Linked DNA regions of Homo sapiens: region 2 is linked to region 1. A link is a loop called in an ENCODE intact Hi-C map of the cell type or tissue named here. Cell type or tissue: PC-9. All regions are shown on one strand. Links, peaks and the distances in the headings refer to the core of each region. The heading gives the core; the rest is flanking DNA.

Region 1 (5,390 bases), core at 256-5,255:
AGGCTGAGGTGGGAGGATCGCTTGAGCCTGGGAGGTGGAGGTTGCAGTGAGCAGTAATCATGCCACTGCACTCCAGCCTGGGTGACAGCCTGTCTCAGAAAAAAAAAAAAGTTCTGAAGTATAGTATTAATTATTAAGTTATTGAGAGATTTCTATCCTTCAAAAAGAAAACTTCCTTAAACTCTGCAGTTTCTCTTAAAGCTTCATTCAGATTTACGAGTAGTACCTTATAATGCATCACATGTTGCCATTCAGAGTATCCTCAAATATGTGAGACACTGGGGGAAGGAGGTCCTTGCCACTGCCTCTTGGTGTGTGGGTGATCATTTCTGGCTTTAGCAATTCCCCAACTTGAGCTTGAATTTTAAATCAAAGTGTAATAAATGTATATGTGTACCTGTGTATTAGTCCATTCTTGCATTGCTATGAAGGAATACCTGAGACTGGGTAATTTATAATGAAAAGAAGTTTAATTGGCTCCCGGTTCCACAGGCTGTGCAGGAAGCATGGTGGCTTCTGCTTCTGGGGAGGCCTCAGGGAGCTTTCACTCATGGCAGAAGGCAAAGTGGGAGCCGGCATCTTACATGGCAGGAGCAGGACCAAGAGAGGGTAGGGGAGGTGCCACACACTTTCAACAACCAGATCTCATGAGAACTCACTATTGTGACACAGTATCAAGGGGAAAATCCACAAGCATGATCCAGTCACCTCCCACCAGGCCCCACCTCCAGCACTGGGGATTATTATTCGACATGAGATTTGGGCGGGGACACAGAGCCAAACCATGTCAACATGTGCGGTAGAAATCACCCCTGTTTTGGGAATAGCCCCAGTCCAACTTGGGTGAAGTGGAATAGAGTTTTCGATTTACCAATGCCGATGATGTAAATTTGCACTGAAAAGATAAGACCTGGCCAAGCAGCAAGCTGAAGACTCCAGAGGAGACTCTGCAAGTTCAGATTTGTAAAGATCTAGAAGATTATAGTGAAATTTGGCTCAAAAATCATAAAAAGGGAGTGAGCAAAGGATGACCAAGGGTCTTAGTTTAGATCTCAAACACTGCCAGGAAAAGGAAAATATATTTCAGGGTAATGGAAATTATCTGGGCACCATGCAAGGTATGGTCAAGTCAAGTTAAGGTGGCTAAGAGGAGAGCAGCACTCACCTAGACTCCTGGTGCTTCCTGTTGGGAGCATGATGGGAGATCTTATTTTCATAACAGTCTGTTGTGAAATAAGCTTCTCTTTTACCCACAGCTGAGGCTTGCAATATTTTCCTTAAATCCTTCAGCAATGAAAATTTACAGGCTCAACTGAGGTCATTTGATTGCAACCCTGAAATTAGCTGAGTATTTTCACATTAGCAGTGTCCTAAGGGAGGAAGACCTAAGGGAAAAGCCATGAATCAGTCGACTAGTTCAACAAAACATGATCTGAGCATCAACCGCATTCCTGTTCTGTGCTGAGAATATAAAAATTAATGAGGCAAGATCTCTGCCCTTTAAGGGTTTGTGGTCTGACTAGGAAGACTGACTTAGGAAGAGATCGTCAGAGTCTGGTGCGATGAATGTTACAGCAGTGGTTCGAGTGAGAGGGGAGGCTGTGAAAGCTCAGCAGGGAGGAGGTGAGTCCAGAGGAGATTCCTTGGAACAGGGCGTAGATTTTGCCTCAGCTCTGCTGAACAGAAGTGACATGGTTAAGTACTCATCCCCGCAGTCTGACCAGATCCTTCGGTCAGTGCTGCTCACAAGCAAGATGATTTAAGGCAACTGGATCTGCATTCCAGGGTATTGTCACAGCATCCCCACACTTGCTCGGCAAAAACTTAGAAGCCAGATCAACAGAGGGCTGCCTGTGGATCATGTTATTTTGGTCCATAGCATAATTAGGTTAAAGGCAGAAGGATGGTGATGTGATTTTTTTCACTATACTCTACAGCAGTGCTTTTTAAACGATCTGGATGAAGAACAGGTGTTCCCCCCATCCACCACTAGTTCATTGTAAAATACAGTTAATTATGGAAAAATGATCATGGGTTTGGCTGTCACAGCAATGTTATGTTTTTATAAAAGCCTCTAAATACTTCTTAAATTCTGCACTTGATCTCACCACAGTTTGCTGATGACATTGGTCTGCAGACCACATTTAGAGTAGCCCTGCTCTGCAGCATGAGGTCCTGTGTCTGCAATCTGATTACCAGGCGGGGCAGTGAAGCACAGTGGTTCACACGCATGCGTCCTGAAGGCAGACCTTGTGGTTCAAATCCTGGCTTCCTCCCTTTATAGCTATGTGACTTACTCAAGTTATTTGACATTCTAATCCTCAGTTTTCACATCTGTGAGATAGGGATGCATTTGCCTCCTGGGACTATTGTTAAGAGTAAAGAGTAATGCATGTAGAGTACAGCACAGTGTTCAAATGGTGGGGATGGGGTCAGAAGAGGAAGAGGAATTGTTACTGTCATTTTGATTTTTTTTTAACCCAATGAACATTGTGAAAAAAGTAAGTGATCATGTTGCCTCGTTGGTTTTTGCCATGGGAACTCTGAGAGCCAATGTGTGGACAAGTGTGCAGAACACCATGGCATGCATTTACTGGCCAGCCTCTACCATGCCTCAGTGCTGCTCTCACTGCCCTCATTTTCTCTCGAGCACATCCCCACTCACTCACCGAGTCAGGGCTCGCCTGTGATGGCTGATGTACACCGACGGGGTTTCCCAGCCCACTTCTGCCTGGTATGCTCTGCCAACCTTGCTGCAGGCCAGACCTGAAATGTCATTATCTTGCTCAAAATCAGTTTACTGCTGTTCCCTGACCTAGCACTCAGAGTCTGCGTTCTTCATTCCTTCCTCAGCTCCCTCCCAAGCTGCTGTGTAGTAATATTAGCAAGAAGTCATTGGGAGAATTCCCTGAGCCCTAGGATGAAGATAGATTCCAACAGAAGAGATTTTCTTTTCCCTATGCCAGGCTCTTAAGAGTGCTACGAGTCTGAGAAAACTGTACTGAATCATAGCATGAGGCATTTTGTCTTTCTGCCCTGCCCACTTACTTTGCCACCACCACCACCACTTAGTTCATTGGTGAGTTTGGGCCACAGATCCGTCCGAGGGCCAATGTGTGGTTAAAATGTCTAAGGATGTTACCCCACCTTTCCCCTGCAAAAGCAACTTCTCTTACAGTACCCAGGAAGAAGGGATAGGAGTCAAGAAGGTTGGGGAATATAAGGAAGGGAAAATTGACTTACTTCTGAATCATCCTTGCCCTGGGGATGGCTTGCTTGGCTTTGTCGTCTGTGTCATACGCCCCCTTGTGGCCATGAAGGGCTTTGCGAATCTGGGTTGGTGGATTCCCTTACTCCTCCCAGGTCAAACATTTCCCTTGGTTTTGGCCTGATAATTCCTCATCATTTTGCAAGCTCTTCAGCTGCTTTAGAGACTTTCATTTTAATATAACTCAGTGCTAAGGGCTGAAAATTAATTATTTCATTTATATTTTATACATTTTTAAAATAATCTGTGTATTATCAGAATAGAGGTCTCTATATTGCCATTAAAGGATTTTCTTACTGGAAAATCTCATGAATCCGTAACATTTGTTTAGAATTCCAGAATACCCCCATTCAAGGTAACTCATATGATAAATTTTAATTAGCTAAGACATTATCTAAATAACTGTAGTGGTCCCCCCTTATCCATAGGGGCATACATTCCAAGACCCTGGTGGATGCCTGAAACCGTGGGTAGTGCTGAACCCTAGGCATAGTACTTTTTTCCTATGCACATATACCTATGATAAAGTTTAACTTATAAATCAGGCATATTAAGAGATTAACATCAATAATAAACTAGGATAATTATAGCAATATACTGTAAAAATGTTATATGTTCTGTCTTTGGCTCTCTCAAAATATCTTATTGTATTGTGCTCACCTGTTTGCAGGCCATGGTGGACCACAGGTAACTGAAACCACAGCTAACGGGGGACTACTGCATATCAATCCTTGAATTTTATTTCATGTACATTTTATTATAATGTTTTTATATATAGCTCTTAATGTGCATATTTGAATATAAAGGAATAAGTAGTTCCAAGAATTCACAATCTAAAAGAAAGAAATTTTAATCAAGTGATAATGAAGAAAGAAAATGATTAGCTGGGCGTAGTGGCTCACTCCTGTAATCCCAGCACTTTGGGAGGCTGAGGTGAGTGGATTGCTTGAGGCCAGGAGTTCAAGACCAGCCTGGCCAACATAGTGAAAACTTGTCTCTAATAAAAATATAAAAATTAGCTGGGCGTGGTGGCATGCGCCTATAATCCCAGCTATTCAGGAGGCTGAGGCACGAGAATCACTTGAACTCAGGAGGTGGAGGTTGCAGTGAGCTGAGATTGCGCGACCGCACTCCAGCCTGGGCAACAGAGTAAGACTCTGTCTCAAAAATAAATAATTAAATTAAATGAAAATGAAAAAAAAAATGATTACAGAAAATGTCTTAGAATGTGCCAAAGAGCAAATACCAGCAGCAGCAGCATTGCTAATGTTCATTAAGCATTTTGCCCTCTCTACTATATTTCCAATAACTCTTGATGCCTTTCTTTTTAGGCTTGACAAATTCTTATGTGGGAAGTAATTATAGACCATCATTTCTTCAGGATAATGAGCTCAGACATTTAATCCTTAAGGTAACTAAAGATATATTTGTCTAAGTTGTGTATGTGCTTTCATTGCTGTTTGAATAGGAGGCAGATTTTCTTCCATTTGCTTCCTGTTCTAAACATATGGGACTCCATATTACACCGTATTTCCTTTAATATAGAAGTTTAAAATAGAGAAGTAGCCATGCATTACTAGTTTGTGTTAATGAAAGTAGAGACAGAGGATAGGCACTTTCCACACTATGGAGCAAAGCTTGTATTCAGTGCTAAGCATTTTATACTACCCATCTCTCACACATAGGATCTACTCCCCCATGATCACCACCTCCTTCAAAGCCGTCTGCCTGGCATCCTGTTCCCTCAGGATCCTGTTCTTCTCGGAGGCCAGTCACTGCTTACTTAGAGTTGTTAGTGCTTTGACATTTCCGTCCTCATCATTCCTGTGCATGGCTTTTCAGATTCACCGGTCTAGAGGGGAAACTGTGATCATGTGATTTGCTTCTCATGCCCTCGGAGGTGATAAATGTCTTGGTCATGTGCTGTGTGACTACTAGGTTTTAAGCCATAGTCAAATTAAATAGAAGGATTCTTCATACACATTTTTGTCCATTTTTCCTTTAATTAAAAAAAGCCACTCTTTTATTTGAACAGCTGAATTTAAATATAGCATTTCTGGCAGGGATAGAAAGGATATTGTGTGGATAAAAAGGATTTTTGAAGGTGGCAAAATGTACGATT
Region 2 (5,390 bases), core at 139-5,138, 77 kb before region 1:
TCTAATCTTCCCTGTACCTTTCCTAGGACTGTAGCTGTTCCTTATAGTTGCAATGTTTAAATCAAATACAATATTTTATGACTTATACTAAAGGTGGTAACTTTGTTAATCAGTTGACTCAATCTAGAAAACTCAGATGTTTTTACATTTAAAATTATCTATCATTATTTACATGTCATTAATATTTTAAAAGCTCATTTATGTCCTTTAAATTTTAGTGAGAAAGGTAGTGATTTAAATCTGTATTCCAATCTATAGAGAAAAAATAAGACTGAGCATATCTTTCCTCATTTTAAAGTTAGAATTATAAATTTCTTATAATTAATAACCATATAATTGCATTTATATATTATACATCATTATATTGATATAGAAATCTTAAACATAAGATCTTAATTTGAAGTGTAGGGGAAGAGACTGCAAAAACAGATGCCCAAACACTAAGCAGGCAACGGAAGTGAGATAAGCTGGCCAGGTTGGTTTCATAGTGGCATCTAGGGTTATATTCTTTTGATCCAGATATACTTTGTTTACATATTCAACTTATATGATTTTTTTTTTGCTTCCACAAAGAAATAGATTAATATTTTTCCTTTTTAAAAAATATTATTTTCTTAAATATTGATCCTTACAGTTTATCTGTTGGCAAAGACATGCCACTTTTCACATTGCTGTAATAAGAGTCCCAGCCCATGTGGACATGCCTCCTAGGGACTCGCATCAGTGGTGGGGACTGACAAATTAGGGAACCAAGGCTCATCTAAAGAGGATTGCTACCATTGGCCCCTGTGGCCAAGGCCCTGTTTTTCCAGAGAAGCTAGTAATCTGGACTTTTTTTGCAGAATAACCAATCACCTGCTTTTGAAAAACAACTTGCAGTCCAAATCAAATATATCTGTAGGTTGAATATAGTTTGTAGCTTCCTGTTTGCAACTTCTGGTCTGCATCAGCAAGTACTGACTACATTTACAGCTATTTTCTCTAATTTTTCTGAATAACTTGTAGAAAATAGGAGATGATTTTTCCATAAAAAATAGTCAGTGGCCCATAATACCAGTTTATAAAACTTCTAATGTTTTTCTCTAAAAAATGTTTTTAATTCCACAGGTGCTTATTATTAGGCTCCATGCTAGAGCCTGGATTATATCAAATTCTGTAAAATAGACAAGCTCTCTCAACCTTAATATAAAGTATGTTACAGCATCTTTATATGGGGTGGGTTTGATAAAAAATAAAATTGTCTCATAAAAATAAAATAGATAAAGTTGCTAGCTGAACCCTTTTCATCTGAAAAATTTTGTATGCACTGTCTGTCTTATACAAATACTGGCCACCCTACAGATGGAGAGTTTGAGGAACACCTATATAAAAAGGAATGGAGAAAGGAAGAAAAGCACTTTCTAGTTTCATCTCACTTAAGAAAATCCCATCCAACATGGAATGTTATTTACTCTAATGAAAAACTAAATAGGCAAGTTCAAGCTATAAAAGAGAGTCGTGAAATGTTAAGCTGTCCACAGATTTTTATTGTCTTCTTTGAAGAGGAAAGGATGCAATTACCACAAGGATACTGTTTGTCTTTCAAGGCTACTTAATCTATACAGGTTGTGAGTAGATATATCAACAGGCTTTTTCACCAATTTTTTTTTTAACATGAATTTGATTCAGCTACCTCTGGACTGCAACACTGATTCTAAGACTAAAATCATGGAATCAATTTTTTTTAACTAATGTAACAATGTTATAGGTGATGCTCATTTTTATAGAATTATGTGTTCCATACACTTGTGACTCTCTCTTTTTGCTATTAAATGGCTGGGCCCAAAACCACATAAATTGTGTGAGTGCTGCATTATACAAACTACTAGACAATTTATGAAACTGTGTATAGTGATGTCATCTTTTCCATTCAGATTAAGCAGGATTTCTGCAACTATATCCAACTGTACTGTTTTATAATCTATAAAGGGAGAGATTCAAAATACTTTCAAAATTCTTATTCTTTTATGTAATTAAAAAAAAACCCTCCTCACTACTTCCTTAAAGGACATGATACTATAGTGCCACCAAGTGGCCTTTTAAAAATTAGTCTTAAAATTTAAAATCAGATACTTTTTAGAGCTCTCTTTTGTTTTACTAGTAATTTATTTTTTTATTATTCAAAAGGTATTTTTGAACACCTATGTGCAAAAAAGGGTATTTGTCATTGCATTTAGGTAAAAAGCAGCAAAAAATAGTCTTCACTATTGTTTCAGGCCACATTTGTTTTCTTAATTATATCAATGTAATTTTAGCTCCGTTAAAACTGATATTTAAGTAGCTTCCCTTAAAGAAAGCAGGAATTTGCCAGTGTTGGTATTTCAGGAATTTTATAAACACACACACACACACACACACACACACACACACACACATATATTTGAGATGGAGTTTCGGTCTTGTCACCCAGGCTGGAGTGCAATGGGATCTCAGCTCACTGCAACCTCTGCCTCCCGGGTTCAAGTGATTCTCCTGCCTCAGCCTCCTGAGTACAGGTGCATGCCACCACGCCCGGCTAATTTTTGTATTTTTAGTAGAGACGGGGTTTTACCATGTTGGCCAGGATGGTCTCGATCTCCTGACTTCATGATCCATCCACCTCGGCCTCCCAAAGTGCTGGGATTATAGGCGTGAGCCACCACACCCGGCTTATCGCCTCACTTCTTACTGAAAAAAATAATCTTTCATTGTTGTTTGCTTACTTTTTCCATAGTACCATTGTATTTTATAATCAATATCAGATGTGGAAAAAGACATTTAAAAAAAGACATTAAAGACATTAAAAAAAGACATTAGGCAAAGCCTGTTAATTTGTGTACTTGATTTTTATCTTCATTACTGTCATAATTTACACCATTGGTGTGCCTTAGTGTATAACTTCATTTAGCTGTTTGAAGACATTTCTTGATTTCATCTTCTTAGATTAACTTTGTTAGAAGTATCAGAATTCCATTGCATTGATAATACATGTTTACATACATATTTCTAATTAATAGTTCACCTAACCCTTTTAAAAACAGATATATACAGGAGTAGGGAGAGGCTATACCATGAGCTGCATTTAGAAGCAATGTTTCTAAGCTGTTACTTTCATTTTGATTTGTCTGTCCCTCCAAACTGAACCACTAAAAGCTTGGCAGGATTCAGTTGAAGATGAACAGGAGTTAAATTTTTTCACTGATATTGTTTCTTTTCCACTTAGTGTTTCCTCTACTAGGAGCTAACTATGTCCAAAAACAGAATTTTGATTGGTGAGGGTGAAAAATGAAGTTTAGAACAATAAAATAAATACCTGTTCCAAATGTAACCTGCAGGTATTTCACAGTATTGCTTATTAATGGAAGTTATTTTTTGTGGTCTTTGTAGAATCAGTTATGAAATTACCAACTTGGATATTTTAATGACTTCTTCTTGTAATTGTTTTTGCAATTTTATATTTTCAGGAAGTTCTATGCCAGGTCTCAAGCAGTTTATTAAAATTTGCCCAAGAGTAAATTCTACCACAAGTAAATCTCTTTGGAAACACTACCATTATGTTGTTATTTTATTGTCACAAGTCTCAGTAGTTGTGAAAGAGCAACCTTGGAAATTAAGGAATTGAAGCAAAGCAGATTTCCTGACAGAATAAAAATCAGTATCAGAATACCATTAACATTTACTAACATTTAATTTTTATTTATGGAATTGTTACCATATAGATGAAAGAATAAGTTATACATATATATATATATAGACAAATATGATGGACTGAATTACATATTTAATGGAGTCCACCTCAAAAGTAAAGATTTATCAGTTGTTAAAAATTTTAGAAAGTTTTCTTTAAATTGTTTTAGCCTAATAGTATATTACATATTAGTGCTATCATTTATTTTTACGTGTATCATCTTTTAATACTAGAAGCTCCATCAAAACAACCTAATTATAAAATCATCCGTTTAAATTGTTTTTTTTTAATAGAAAAAGTTACGTCGATCACAACACGCTCGCAAAGAAACAGAGTTCTTACGGCTCAAAAGGACCAGACTTGGCTTGGATGACTTTGAGTCTCTGAAAGTTATAGGAAGAGGAGCTTTTGGAGAGGTGTGCTTCTTTTTAAAAGTCACTACTGCTGCAAATATATATCTTAAGATAATTTAAAATATGTGTTAAAATATAATTCCTGGCTGGGTGCGGTGGCTCACGCCTGTAATCCCAATACTTTGGGAGGCCGAGGCGGGTGGATCGCCTGAGGTCAGGAGTTCGAGACCAGCCTGGCCAGTGAAACCCCGTCTCTATAAAAATACAAAAATTAGCTGGGCGTGGTGGTGGGCACCTGTAATCCCAGCTACTTGGGAGGCTGAGGCAGGAGAATCGCTTGAGCCCAGGAGGCAGAAGTTGCAGTGAGCTGAGATCCCACCATTGCACTCCAGCCTGGGCAACATGAGTGAAACGCTCTCTCAAAAAAATATATATATGTGTTTGTATGTATATATAAAAAAATATATATAAATATAAATATATATAAATGTAAATATATAAATATATATAAATATATATTAATATATATAAAATATATATAAATATATATATAACATATATAAAAATATATAGATATAAAAATATATAGATATATATATATAAAATTCCTGAAATACCAACACTGGCAAATTCCTGCTTTCTTTAAGGGAAGTTACTTTTCTTTCCTGAACAAATAGTAGTGACTGTTTTATAATATATGTTTTTTATCTTTTAGGTGCGGTTGGTCCAGAAGAAAGATACAGGCCATATCTATGCAATGAAGATATTGAGAAAGTCTGATATGCTTGAAAAAGAGCAGGTATGAGTTCTTTAACACATGTAATATAAAGGAGCATCCACTGACGCAGTGTTAAGAGTGTTTATATTAGAATTTTTAAGAAGCAGTTTACACATCTTACTACATAAGCTATTAATTTTTTGGTAGCCTGTTTTAGTGTTTCTCAGTTCTTTTAAGGTTTCTTCTAAATTTATAATCTATGTATGTCTGCTTAGACTTCCATAACAGAACACAACAGGCTGGTTAGCTTAAACAACAGAAACTTATTTTCTCATAGTTCTGGAGGCTACAAGTCAAAAATGAAAGTTTGGGCAGGTTTTGGTTTCTGGTGAGGCCTCTCTTCCTGGCTTGCAGATGGCCACCTTCTCACTAAGTTTTCACATGGCCTTTCCTTGGTGTGTGCGGGGACACACACTCCTGTGAGAACTCTCTGGTGTCTCTTCTTATAAGGACATTAATTCCACCCTTATGACCTCATTAATTAACCTTAATTAATTCCCTAAGGGTCCATCTCCAAATACAGCCTCATTGGAGATTAAAGCTTTACTCTATG

The links. Hi-C counts contacts between places; a loop is a spot of excess contacts. Peaks named below come from ENCODE experiments on the same cell type or tissue, not always from the same donor. Only the 100,000 strongest peaks of a DNase experiment are listed, where the experiment ranks them.
Region 2: it touches region 1 in a loop (5-fold over the local background); 4 of 110 quality-filtered maps call a loop at or near these places.

The regions. Positions count from the first base shown.
Region 1 is chr12:27,380,882-27,386,271 of GRCh38, forward strand. BMAL2 (basic helix-loop-helix ARNT like 2) reads left to right here. Exons shown (of 17, transcript NM_020183.6): 6 at 4,600-4,679. Among named protein-coding and RNA genes, the nearest start is that of BMAL2, 51 kb to the left of the region's middle. In PC-9, for the core only: a CTCF peak has its summit at 3,327 (motif pointing left); a DNase peak (open chromatin) is centred at 3,280; H3K27ac peaks cover 611 bases.
Region 2 is chr12:27,304,340-27,309,729 of GRCh38, forward strand. STK38L (serine/threonine kinase 38 like) reads left to right here. Exons shown (of 14, transcript NM_015000.4): 4 at 4,000-4,122; 5 at 4,775-4,858. Among named protein-coding and RNA genes, the nearest start is that of BMAL2, 26 kb to the right of the region's middle. In PC-9, for the core only: CTCF peaks have their summits at 2,061 (motif pointing left) and 2,263; a DNase peak (open chromatin) is centred at 2,072.